Linked DNA regions of Homo sapiens: region 1 is linked to region 2. A link is an interaction called in ENCODE POLR2A ChIA-PET data of the cell type or tissue named here. Cell type or tissue: CD4-positive, alpha-beta T cell. All regions are shown on one strand. Links, peaks and the distances in the headings refer to the core of each region. The heading gives the core; the rest is flanking DNA. Region 1 has its middle 27 kb from the start of COL6A3. Region 2 overlaps RAB17 (RAB17, member RAS oncogene family).

The links. ChIA-PET counts read pairs that join two places held together with the same protein. Peaks named below come from ENCODE experiments on the same cell type or tissue, not always from the same donor. Only the 100,000 strongest peaks of a DNase experiment are listed, where the experiment ranks them.
Region 1: POLR2A ChIA-PET joins it to region 2 with 6 read pairs; 1 of 35 experiments calls an interaction of 5 or more read pairs at or near these places.

What each region holds. Positions count from the first base shown.
Region 1 is chr2:237,438,369-237,443,738 of GRCh38, forward strand. No RefSeq gene overlaps it. Among named protein-coding and RNA genes, the nearest start is that of COL6A3, 27 kb to the left of the region's middle. In CD4-positive, alpha-beta T cell, for the core only: no CTCF peak of the experiment used is centred there; a DNase peak (open chromatin) is centred at 3,333; H3K27ac peaks cover 491 bases.
Region 2 is chr2:237,579,316-237,584,685 of GRCh38, forward strand. The region is part of intron 2 of RAB17 (RAB17, member RAS oncogene family); the gene reads right to left. Among named protein-coding and RNA genes, the nearest start is that of RAB17, 8.7 kb to the right of the region's middle. RefSeq lists an enhancer at 2,252-2,886. In CD4-positive, alpha-beta T cell, for the core only: CTCF peaks have their summits at 2,528 (motif pointing right) and 2,729; a DNase peak (open chromatin) is centred at 2,556.

The DNA of each region.
Region 1 (5,370 bases), core at 228-5,227, 140 kb before region 2:
CTGTAGATCCTCCACCCAGGAGGCGAGGGCAGGGGTTGCTGGAAATAGCGCATGGTGTAAACATCTGTACAAGGAGCCCTCTGGCCTGGGTTCCACATCCAGGTGGCCCCAAGATGCTGAGACAGGAAGTTTATTCTCTGGGGAAAGTGAACCAAAGGAACCAAACCTGCAGGCACATTGGGAGAAAAGAGTGGCTGGACTGAAACCCAGCGGGCCAGGAAATTGTGCATGCCGAGCATGGAAATTCCCAGTCCTGCCGTCTCACCCAGATCACCAGTAGCCCTTGCCCCAACCCAGCTGGCAATCAGAGAGTCCTTTTCTACAGAAACCAAACTGCTCCAGAGAAAACAGCCACAGAGATTGACCACTGGGGGTTCCTAATGAACAAGCCAGTTGGCCTGCAGCTCACCCTGCAGTAAAGCCCAAGTTACTCATGTTTAGAAACCCTCCTACCATCATCCTGAGGCCCCAAATTTACATATGTGCCTGCCATAGAAGTCAAAGACCAAGGACAATCAACAAATGGGGAGGGGGAGGAGTTAAAGTAAGCAATAAAGAGAGCAGAATAAAACTTCAAAAAACACTATATTTTATAACCTCAAAGAAAGAAAAAATAATGCATTCTTAAAACAAGAGCAGGATGTTATTTTAAATTTTTTTAAAGGCAGAATATTTAACTGCCACTTTAGTTAAAAACACAAGGATCAAAAGCAAAAAAAATAGGCCGGGCACGGTGGCTCACACCTGTAACCCCAGCACTTTGGGAAGCCAAGGTGGGCAGATCACCTGAGGTCAGGAATTCAAGACCAGCCTGGCCAAAATGGTGAAACCCTGTCTCTACTAAAAAATACAAAAATTAGCCAGGCGTGGTGGTGGGAGCCTGTAATCCCAGCTACTTAGGAGGCTGAAGCAGGGAGAATTGCTTGAACCTGGGAGGCAGAGGTTGCAGTGAGCCCAGATCACTCCACTGCACTCTAGCATGGGCAACAGAGCAGGACTCCATACCAAAAAAAAAAAAAAAATAGCAAAAAGGATAGACAATAATGTTGAGAAAATCTCCAAGAAGGCTGAACAAAAATAAAAGGAATTTACAATGGAAGGGAAAAGATAAGACCATTAAAGGATCAATCTATTCCAGAAGCCTCAAAATGGAGAGAAGAAATTATTAAAGAAATAACACAAGAAAACTTCCCAGAATTGAACGACTTGCATTAATAGATTGAAAGGGTGGCCAGGCAAGGTGGCTCACACCTGTAATTCCAGAACTTTGGGAGGCCAAGGTTGGAGGATCTCTTGAGCCCAGGAGGTCGAGGCTGCAATAAGCCTTGATTGGACCACTGCACTCCAGCTTGGATGATAGAGCAAAAGCCTGTCTCAAACAAAAAAGAAAAAAGAAAAGAAAGAAAAAGAAAAGAAAATATAAGGAAAAAGAAAGGGCCTAAAACAACCAACCATTAACTCTTGCTATGCCTCTTGAATCCCATGTTATAATAGGACATGATGCCCTCATCTTCCCTCTGCCCCTCCTCAGCACCTTCCACCACCCCACTCTGTGGAATCATTGCTCTTATTTTATTATTTTTAAAAATTTGGGAATATTAACATTCAATGCTGTTTCCATATGGAGTAAATTATCCAAAAATTGAATCTGAAAGTTAAAAACCTATCACTGCTACACACAGATATCACACACACACAATGTAAATGTGTGTCACTGCACAGCTGAGTAGGGTGCTGGTGTTGCATTTCCTTCTCTGGAAGGCCAACAATGCAACTAAAAAGGAATTGTCTCTGGACATGAGTCCTTTTTGCACTCTGCTAATTGCCTTATATCTTTGCAAGACCCTCCAGGATCTCAATTGCTTTATCTCTTTTACTCTTTCCTCCTTTCCCAGAGACTTCCTCTCAGCCTTTCCCTCCAGCCTGTGCCCCACTGCCACCATCCTTGCAGAGAGTATGGTGCTCTTACAATCAAATGCACCAACTGCTAGAAGTCAGGTCTGGCTCTTTCTTGATTTAATTTCTTCTCTTTTGGGAGAATGTCCTCCATTCACCTCCCATGGAAAGATGCATGAGAGGTAAACTTGCTTAGTTAGTCCACGCGTGAAAAAATCTTTGTTATTCCCTCACACTTGAGCAATAGTTTAAGGATGTTGAATACTGAGTTTAAGGTGTCATAAACTAAAGTCCTTTTCCTTTAGAACTCGCTCCGTTGGCTTCTAGCATCCAGTGCTGCTGGTGAGGATTCTGAGAAGCCTAGTATTTAATTCTTCATGAGTGATCTTTGTCACACTCTCTTTCTGTCATTGAAAATGTCTTCCCCTCCATGCTGCCTGGTCTTGCTTGTTGTCTTTTTGAGGCATGGGAAGACAAATTTAAAACAAATTGAAAAACAAGGAAGTGCCAGATGGGAGATAGAAAACATCACCTATATTACTGGGGGAGGCCAAGTTGGAGGATGTGCCTCATGGTGAAAACCAAATGAGACAGCTTCAGAAACAGGACAGCTTCAGAAACAGGACAGCTCCAGAAACAAGACAGCTCCAGAAATGACACAACTCCAGAAATGAGACAGCTCCGGAAATGACACAACTCCAGAAATAAGACAGCTCCAGAAATTGCACAGCTCCAGAAATGTTATAGTTCTAGAAATAAGACAGATTCAGAAATCACACAGCTCCAGAACTGGGTTGACTCATCCACCCAGTTTCAGTGGCACTGGGGTCACAGCAGACCTCCTGACAGGGGGACAGAGTAGAAAATGCTCCTAGCAGGAGGCAGTTCCCTCTGAAGAGGAAGAAAGACAGAGCTGCCCCTGCCCAGTAACCTTCCAACGTTTACCCATCAGAAGGGTCACAGGGCCCTTCCTGGAGAGAGATCTGGGAGAGGAGCAGGGAAGTGTGAGTGCCACATCAGGGAGAGAGAAAGGCTGTCCCCACATTGTAGTCTCTGAAACTGCGGATAGTCAAACATCAGAGCTTTTGACTTGAGCCTTTGTGGCTTTTCTCCCATATTCTTTATTTCTTGGTCTTTTTGTACTATTTTCTGGGAGATTTCTCCTACTTCTCTTCCAACACTTGTACTGATATTTTTCCCACACTTTAATTTTGCTGCACCTTCTCATGGTGACCTATTCTCACAGCCCTCTATTCACGCTTCGTAAATTATCTTTTTACAAAATTCATCTAAGTTGCTCATTTAGATGGGGTTTAAGGGTTTGTTTGATTTCTTTTTTATTGTTGTTCTTGCTGGTTGTGTGTATGTGTGGGAGGAGGGAGGGGGAATTGGGTCATCTGCAAGGCAGACAAGAAGACAGAGTCAGAGAGAATGAGATGTGTTGGCAGAAAAGCCTGTGATGATTAAGATCAAAGGGAGAAGGAGGCTTTCCAGCCTGCCTCCAGATTCTGAGCTGAACCATCTGTAAACCAGGCTTCAGCTTTTTGTTTCTCCTCTGGCAGAGCCTATCAGACCCACCCACAGGGCTGTTGATGCTAGCTGGGGGAGGGCACTGGCCCATCGTGGCAGAGGACGTGGTCATCTGGGACCACTGCTTGTATAGCTCACTTATGTCCTCTGGTCCTGTTCAGGCTCCATGCCAGCTGTGCCATTTCCATGTGAAAATGGACTTCCCCAGGCACACCCAGCTATATGATGTGGTGGGTCTGACCACCAATCCTACACTCTTAAAATCCCCAAGGCTGAGCCTGATCCATCCTCCTCCCTTCCAGAGTATGGATTTGTGATTCACTGTCATGGTGGGTGGGGAGTAGAACTTCAGAGCACTCTACTTGGTCTTCCTCATCACAATTGTTCTTACTCCATACTCCAAGATTCAGCATGGGTGCTGAACCCACTGCCAAATATATTGACCCCAGTTACATATCTGGGAAGTGAATGCAGAATTAAATGCAATGCAGTAATAGCCAGCCATTTTCACTCTCCTCATGTGCACTGTTGCCTCTGTATGTTTCAAAAGATCGAATCATCACACTCGTCAGGGCTTTCCCTCTTGAGTGGGACATTTGTGCAAGTCACCGCCATTAAAATTGTTACTGCTGGGCCACTATCTTGTGCTGGGGACTATCCCTAGCCCCATACCACTTAGGATAAAGTCTCCCTTGCCAACCAGGCAGTGGGAAATCCAGCTCCTAAACCCAATTCTTAGGTCCTCTGCAAACAAAAGCAAAAATAACATCTTTAGATATTGATGTAGGTGTAACACCTCTGTAGGGAGAGGGAGGAAGGACTGTGATGGTGGGAAGAGCCTCTGCCAGCCCATCAGGGAGCTCTGGTGCAATGATATCCTCAGAGAAACAACACAGAGCCGGGGATGGGTGGCCCTTGTACCACCGCTGTTCTCCATCTTTGGCTGGGGGCTGCTGGCAGAGCATGTGGTCTTGGCTCAGAAGCAGGGCGGAACCTGAAGGCACCCAGTCAGAGCTGCCTGTGAGCTGCAGGCTCCCTTGGAAGGAGATCGGAGTGGCCCACCTCCATGGCTGGCACATCAGCCTTTATGCTCGTTTCCTCTGCATTTCTTTCTGAGTGTTTTCCTCTGTTCTCCTCCACATTGCCAGTTTAAGTGTCTGGCAGTCCCTGGCTGTCTGCTCATTTATTTGAGCAGGTAATAGAAGCTGCCTGGGAGAGGGGCCAATAGCTGGTAGATCTCACTTCAGGTGATGGCACTTGTGCAAACAACAGCTCAGGATCCCAGGACCAGGGTCCAGGGGAGGGGTCAGTAAATGTCAAACTGCACAGGGCTTGGCTCCGGAATACCGGTGCCTTCCAAAATAACTTCTAGACCTCCCAAAATAACCCATTAAATTTCCTTAGAGCAGAATGCTTAGTTAGTTGGTTGGTTGGACTGGTTGGTTGAACTGGTTGTTGGTTAATTGGTTGATTGGTTGGTTCGTTGAATTTGCAGGGGAAGGTGGGATAGTCAGGGGTTGGGGAGAAGGAATAGGTAAATGCCAGGTACCCCAGGGAGAGGAGAATGGGGTGGTGCCCCTGTTTCAGGCCCACAGCTTTCTCCACACCTGGCACTCAGAATTCTGGGCGTCTCTGGGCTCTGCAGGGCTCTGCCCCCTGCAAGTGTTCATATGAGACACCTCCACCAAACACCCTCTTCTGCTCTCCACTTTCCCAACATTTGTTGAAATTGCTTGTTGTGTTTTTTATGTTTGTTTTTTTTTGGGGGGGGAGATGGGGAGTTGGGAGTTGGGTTTTTTTTTTGTTTTTATTTTGTTTTTGTTTTGAGACAGGAACTTGCTCTGCCATCCAGGCTGAGTACAGAGGCATTATCATAGCTCACTGCAGCTTCAAACTACTGGGCTCAGGCAATCCTTCTGTCTCAGCCTCCTGAGTAGCTGGGAC
Region 2 (5,370 bases), core at 200-5,199:
AGTCCCATGAGCCGAGTGGCTCAAATTAGCAAATTTCTTCCTGCAGTTCTGGAGGCCAGAGGTCCAAAACTGATGCGTTGGCTGGGTTGGTTCCTTCCGGAGACTGAAGGAGAATCCATTCCAGGCCTCCTCCAGCTTCAGGGGCTGCCGGCAACCCTGGTGTTCCTGGTGGCTGCATCACCCCCATCTCTGGCTCTGTCTTCACGTGGCTGCCCCTCTGTGGCTGTGTCCTCTCCCCTTCTTATAAGGATGTCAGTCACTGGACTTAAGGGCTATCCTAAGTTCCATCTTGTTGGCCTTAATTAATTACATCTGCAAAGACCCTCTCTCCAAATAAGGTCGCACTCACAGGTTCCGGGGGTTAGGACTTAATCGCCTCTTTACGGGTGGGAGAAACTCAATTGCACCCACTAGACAGAGAACAGGAGGCTGGACAGAGAACAGGAGGCTGGACAGAGCTTTCCAGCATGGTGCAGCAAGACCGTGCTTCTCTATCATGAGACAACCTCTTCCTAAACGGAAACCACTGCCTGGGCTCTTCTGCCCGCATGTCCTGCAGTTCCCTGCAGGTCCAGGAACTTGAAGTCAGACCAACTCCCCAGGTCAAACAAAGCTGCAGTCTCCATCCAGACAGTAGGACCAGTGATTTCCAGCTTAGATGGGGCAACTGTCGGGACTGAACCGGCTATAAACCTCTGAACACACCAGATGCTCCACTGGATTGACAATGGTGCCAGAATGAAGACCGTGCCCAGAATATAAATGTACACCCATCAGCTGATCTGATGGCAGCTTGCTTAAACTTTCTAAGTCTCAGCTTCCTCATCCATAGCAGGAGCTAATGGTGCCCTTCACCCAGGGTGGCTGTTAAATCGCCTGAGCAAGGAGAGAAAGGGCATATGAATTTTGCTTCTTCTTTCTGTCCTCTTTGCTCTTTGTGGACTTGTTGTCTTAAAACGTGGGCCTTTTATCCACATCTTTCTGTTTCCCATCACTTCAAATCACATTTCTCAGTTTGAATTTGGTTTTATCTTAAAAGCTGGCGCAGGGTGAAACGTGAGCATAAAATTCAGGTTTTCTTCCTCCATTTACCAATCTTAGCCTCTCATATTTTCCTTTTCCATGTTGAAAATGATGGCTGGAGGCTGGGCACAGTGGCTCATGCCTGTAATCCCAGCACTTTGGGAGGCCGAGGTGGGTAGATCACTTGAGGTCGAGTTCAAGACCAGCCTGACCAACATGGTGAAACCCTGTTTCTACTAAAAATACAAAAATTAGCCAGGTGTGCTGGCATGCCCCTGTAGTCCCAGCTACTCGGGAGGCCGAAGCAGGAGAATCGCTTGAACCCAGGAGGTGGAGGTTGCAGCGAGCCAAGATTGTGCCACTGCACTCCAGCCTGGGCAGCAGGAGACAGAGTGAGACTCTGCCTCAAAAAAAGAAGGGGGGGGAGGAGGGGAGGGAAAATGATGGCTGGTGGTTGAATTTACACTAATGTAAAATTCCAGCAAATTTCCAAGGAGGGCATGGGTTTTAGTCCAAGCAATGATAATGCATAATAATAGTCAATGTTTGGCTATTTACAGAACATAGACCCTTCCCTTCCCTGCAGAGATGTAAGGCCCTCAGGTGGGCCCCTGGACAGGTATTTGAGGCAACCTAGTCTCGTGCACTCCGTGGCTCTGACCCGGAAGACAGCATGCATTTATTATCATAACCTTTTTCAGAAACCCACTAACCACATTTCTATATCTCCATGGCTAAGGCCAAAATGTAATTAAAAAATAAAGTTTTGGCTGGGTACAGTGGCTCATGCCTGTAACCCCAGCATTTTGGGAGGCCAAGGAGGGAAGATCAATCTAGCTCAGGAGCTTAAGATCAGTGAAACCTTGTCTCTACAAAAAACACAAAAATTAGCTGGGTGTGGTGGCGCACACCTGTGGTCCCAGCTACTGAAGAGGTGGAGGTGGAGGCTTGCTTGAGCCCAGGAGGTTGAGGCTACAGTGAGCTGTGATCATACCACCACACTCCAGCCTGGGCAACAGAATGAGACGCCATCTTAAAAAAAAAAAAAAAAGTTCCTCTACTAAATTTTATTTTTTTAATTTAATTTTATTTTTTTAGTAGAGACACGGTTTCACCATGTTGCCCAGGCTGGTATCCAACTCCTGAGCTCGGGCAATCTGCCCGCCTCGGCCTCCCAAATTGCTGAGATTATAGGCATGAGCCACTGCGCCCAGCCTCTCTACTAAATGTTAATATCATTTAAGTGGTTTTGCTTTTTTTACCTTTTAATTTAAATAAACAGCCAATTCTGCTCATTGAAGCCCTCTCTGTAGCACTTGGCTGTTTTGTAAAAATAGTGAGCTGATGACAAATTGAAAGGAACATGAAATGGAAACTTATTTTCTGGGGGCTCTAGGACGTCAGCCACGTTCTCGATTTAGAAGGGAAGTCAGCTGGTGCCAAGTTGAATGTGCTCAGTACCTGTTTGTCACCGTCCCCTTCCTGGAAAAAGCCCAACAAGTCTGGGGTTAGTTGTGGCTTCAGCTGGCAAATGTGCACACAAGCACTAGATGTCACCATCCTTCCAAAAGATGTCATGCAGAAAGTCAGCAGCGCACAGAATCTCCCCTGCTGTGGCCTGTTAGGACAGTGGGGGCAGTCCATGGGGAGGTCCAGCCCCCGTCCCTGACACAGCAGGGGCTCCTAAAGCTGCCACCTCCGCAGCAGGCCCTGGCGGGGGTGGGCGGGAGGCTGCGCTCACTTGGACTCCCGTCCCTCGGACTCCCGTCCGTTCTGCCTCTGCTCCTGCCTGCTCTTCTGGCTCCAGCCAGCACGTTGGCTTTCCAGCTTCAGGGCTCGAGTCCATGTCCCTTTCTGGCTCTGCTTCCTGCTTCCTCTGGATGGACGGTGTCTTGCCAGGAGCTGAGCCCACCACCTGTGTCATGTCCTGCTGTGGGCCCCACCCCACACACCTGTCGACTGAACCAGACCCTCGGGAGGGCCCCAGGGACCTGAGTCAATCCTCCTGAAGGCTGACCCCTCGGACAGGGCCGGCCTTGGTGACCTTAAGCCACCCAGGGTGACAGCAACCTTTCATGGAGAGGCCACTCCAGGAAGGTGTTTACACTCCCGTTTCACAGGGAAAAAATCCAGACGGAGGGAAGGAGTGGCATGCCTGTGGCCATCCATCCTGTCCCTCCCTCGGGGATCCTGCAGCCAAGCACTGGGCGTGCTGCCTCCTGCATTTCCAGGCCGCCTGTGAGGACAGCACTCCCATTCTCCTCTGAGGCTCTGCTCCTGGCCTACCCTCTCCCCTGGACAGGAGCCCAGTGTTCTTGATAAAAGCTGAAGCCACACGTGACAAAAGAAGCAGGAGTGTCTGCTCTCAAAGGGTTTTTGTGCAACACAGATCACTCTTCCCCCAAAGCACGTAAGTTAAAGGAGTGAGCACATCCCATCTCCTCATCCTAAAAGTGGCAATATCCACATTTATAATATGTGATCATGTAATTATTATAATGAGGATTAATAATTAACATACACTTTGGGAGGCCAAGGGTGGTGGATTCCTTGAGGTCAGGAGTTCAAAACCAGCCTGGCCAACATGGTGAAACTCCGTCTCTACTAAAAATACAAAAATCAGCATGGTGGTATGCACCTGTAATCCCAGCCACTCGGGAGGCTGAGGCAGGAGAATCACTTGAACCCAGGAGGCAGAGGATGCAATGAGCCAAGGTTGCACCACTGCACTCCGCCTGGGCAACAGAGCGAGACTCCGTCTCAAAAAAAATAATAATAAAATAATTAACATAGGCCGGGTGCAGTGGTGCACACCATGGCAAAACCCTATCTCTACAAAAAATATAAAAATTAGCTGGCTATGGTGGTGCGCACCTGTGATAGCAGCTACTCTGGAGGCTAAGGTGGGAGGATGGCTTGAGCCCAGGAGGCAGAGGTTCCAGTGAGACACTGCACTCCAGCCTGGGTGACAGAGCAAGACTCTGTCTCAAAAAAATTAACATAATGATAATAATAAATTGCATGACATCTATCCATAGTTACAGTAATATCTACCTCTAAAAGCTGTAATATTATCCCAAGGTGTGACGCAGACACTTGGATGGAAGCAGAGGAGACCATGGTTCCCACAGGGGACTCAGCCAACAGCAAAGGAAGGAGCTTCCACATTTCTAACCCCGCAACCCGGCACAGCTGCCCACACACAGAGGTGCTCAATACAAAAGTGCGGACCCCAGGGTTGGAGGCTGATGGGATGAAGGCAGCTCATGAGCCACAGGCTAACCTAATCTGGCTGTTCTCCTCTCCCCGTTGTGCCACGGGCCACAGCCCACAGCCTCCCACCCCGGCCCCATCACAGAGACCCAGAGTGGGAACAAAGACTCCACCCACCAGTTCTGGGTGAAAGGCAGAGCCCAGCCTGTAGAACGGTCCTTCCCCTCAGAGAGAGGAGATAAACCCAGGCCTGGAAGAGAGGGGCTTGGAGGAAGGGAGGCCCTGGCTTTCATCTGAAAGCTGCCGGCAGGGGGATGGCCCCTGCGGGGCCAGACAGAGGACCAGGAGTAGAGTGAGACATACAGGCCTGCCCCCCAAGCAAAGACCCCCAACCTGGCCTAGGACTCCCCAGCAAGCCCAGCTTTGTTCACCCCCCGACCCTGGTAGGCCCCCTGAAGAGAGGGCAGGCAATTGGTACAGGCAGGGCAGGTGTGAGGGGGATGCTCGGACCCTGGCTTGCTGGAATGAAAGGAACTAGGGCCTCGCGCCTCATTGTCGGGGCCTCCATCCCCCTCACCTGTAAAATACAGAATGCCCGGCACCACCCTGAAGCTTCACAGACCCCACACATCACCCCCCCACCCCCACCCAAGAAAGGTGGGTGCTCTGTGGGTACAGCTCTCTGTGGGCTGAGCACGTCCAAGCACGTCTCAATGAATCCAAAGCACCCTCCTACGCTCCAACCGGGCATCTCGGAATCTCTCAGCCCTGCTTGCGCTCACCTAGTGAGTGCCTTTGGGCGCTGGCTCCTGCAGGCTCTGCTAGGGTGGCGTCATGGAGTCCTTCTGTAAAAGGCCCTGTAGCAGATACTTTAGGTTTTACTGGCCATGGGGTCACTGCTGCAACCACTCAACCCTGCTGCCATTTTAGAGTGAATAGAGGAGGAGGAACAGCAAGAATATCATTTACAGAGGGTAAGTACCTGAAGAGGTAGAGTTGTGTCTCCACAGAACCTTACTCACAAAACAACAAGAACAGCCAGAGAGCCACAGTGTGCAGACCTCCGTGTCAGAGTGAGATCCATCCCCAGTCCAGCTCACCTGGCCTGACACCTGCTGCCTCTCTCTGCATCTT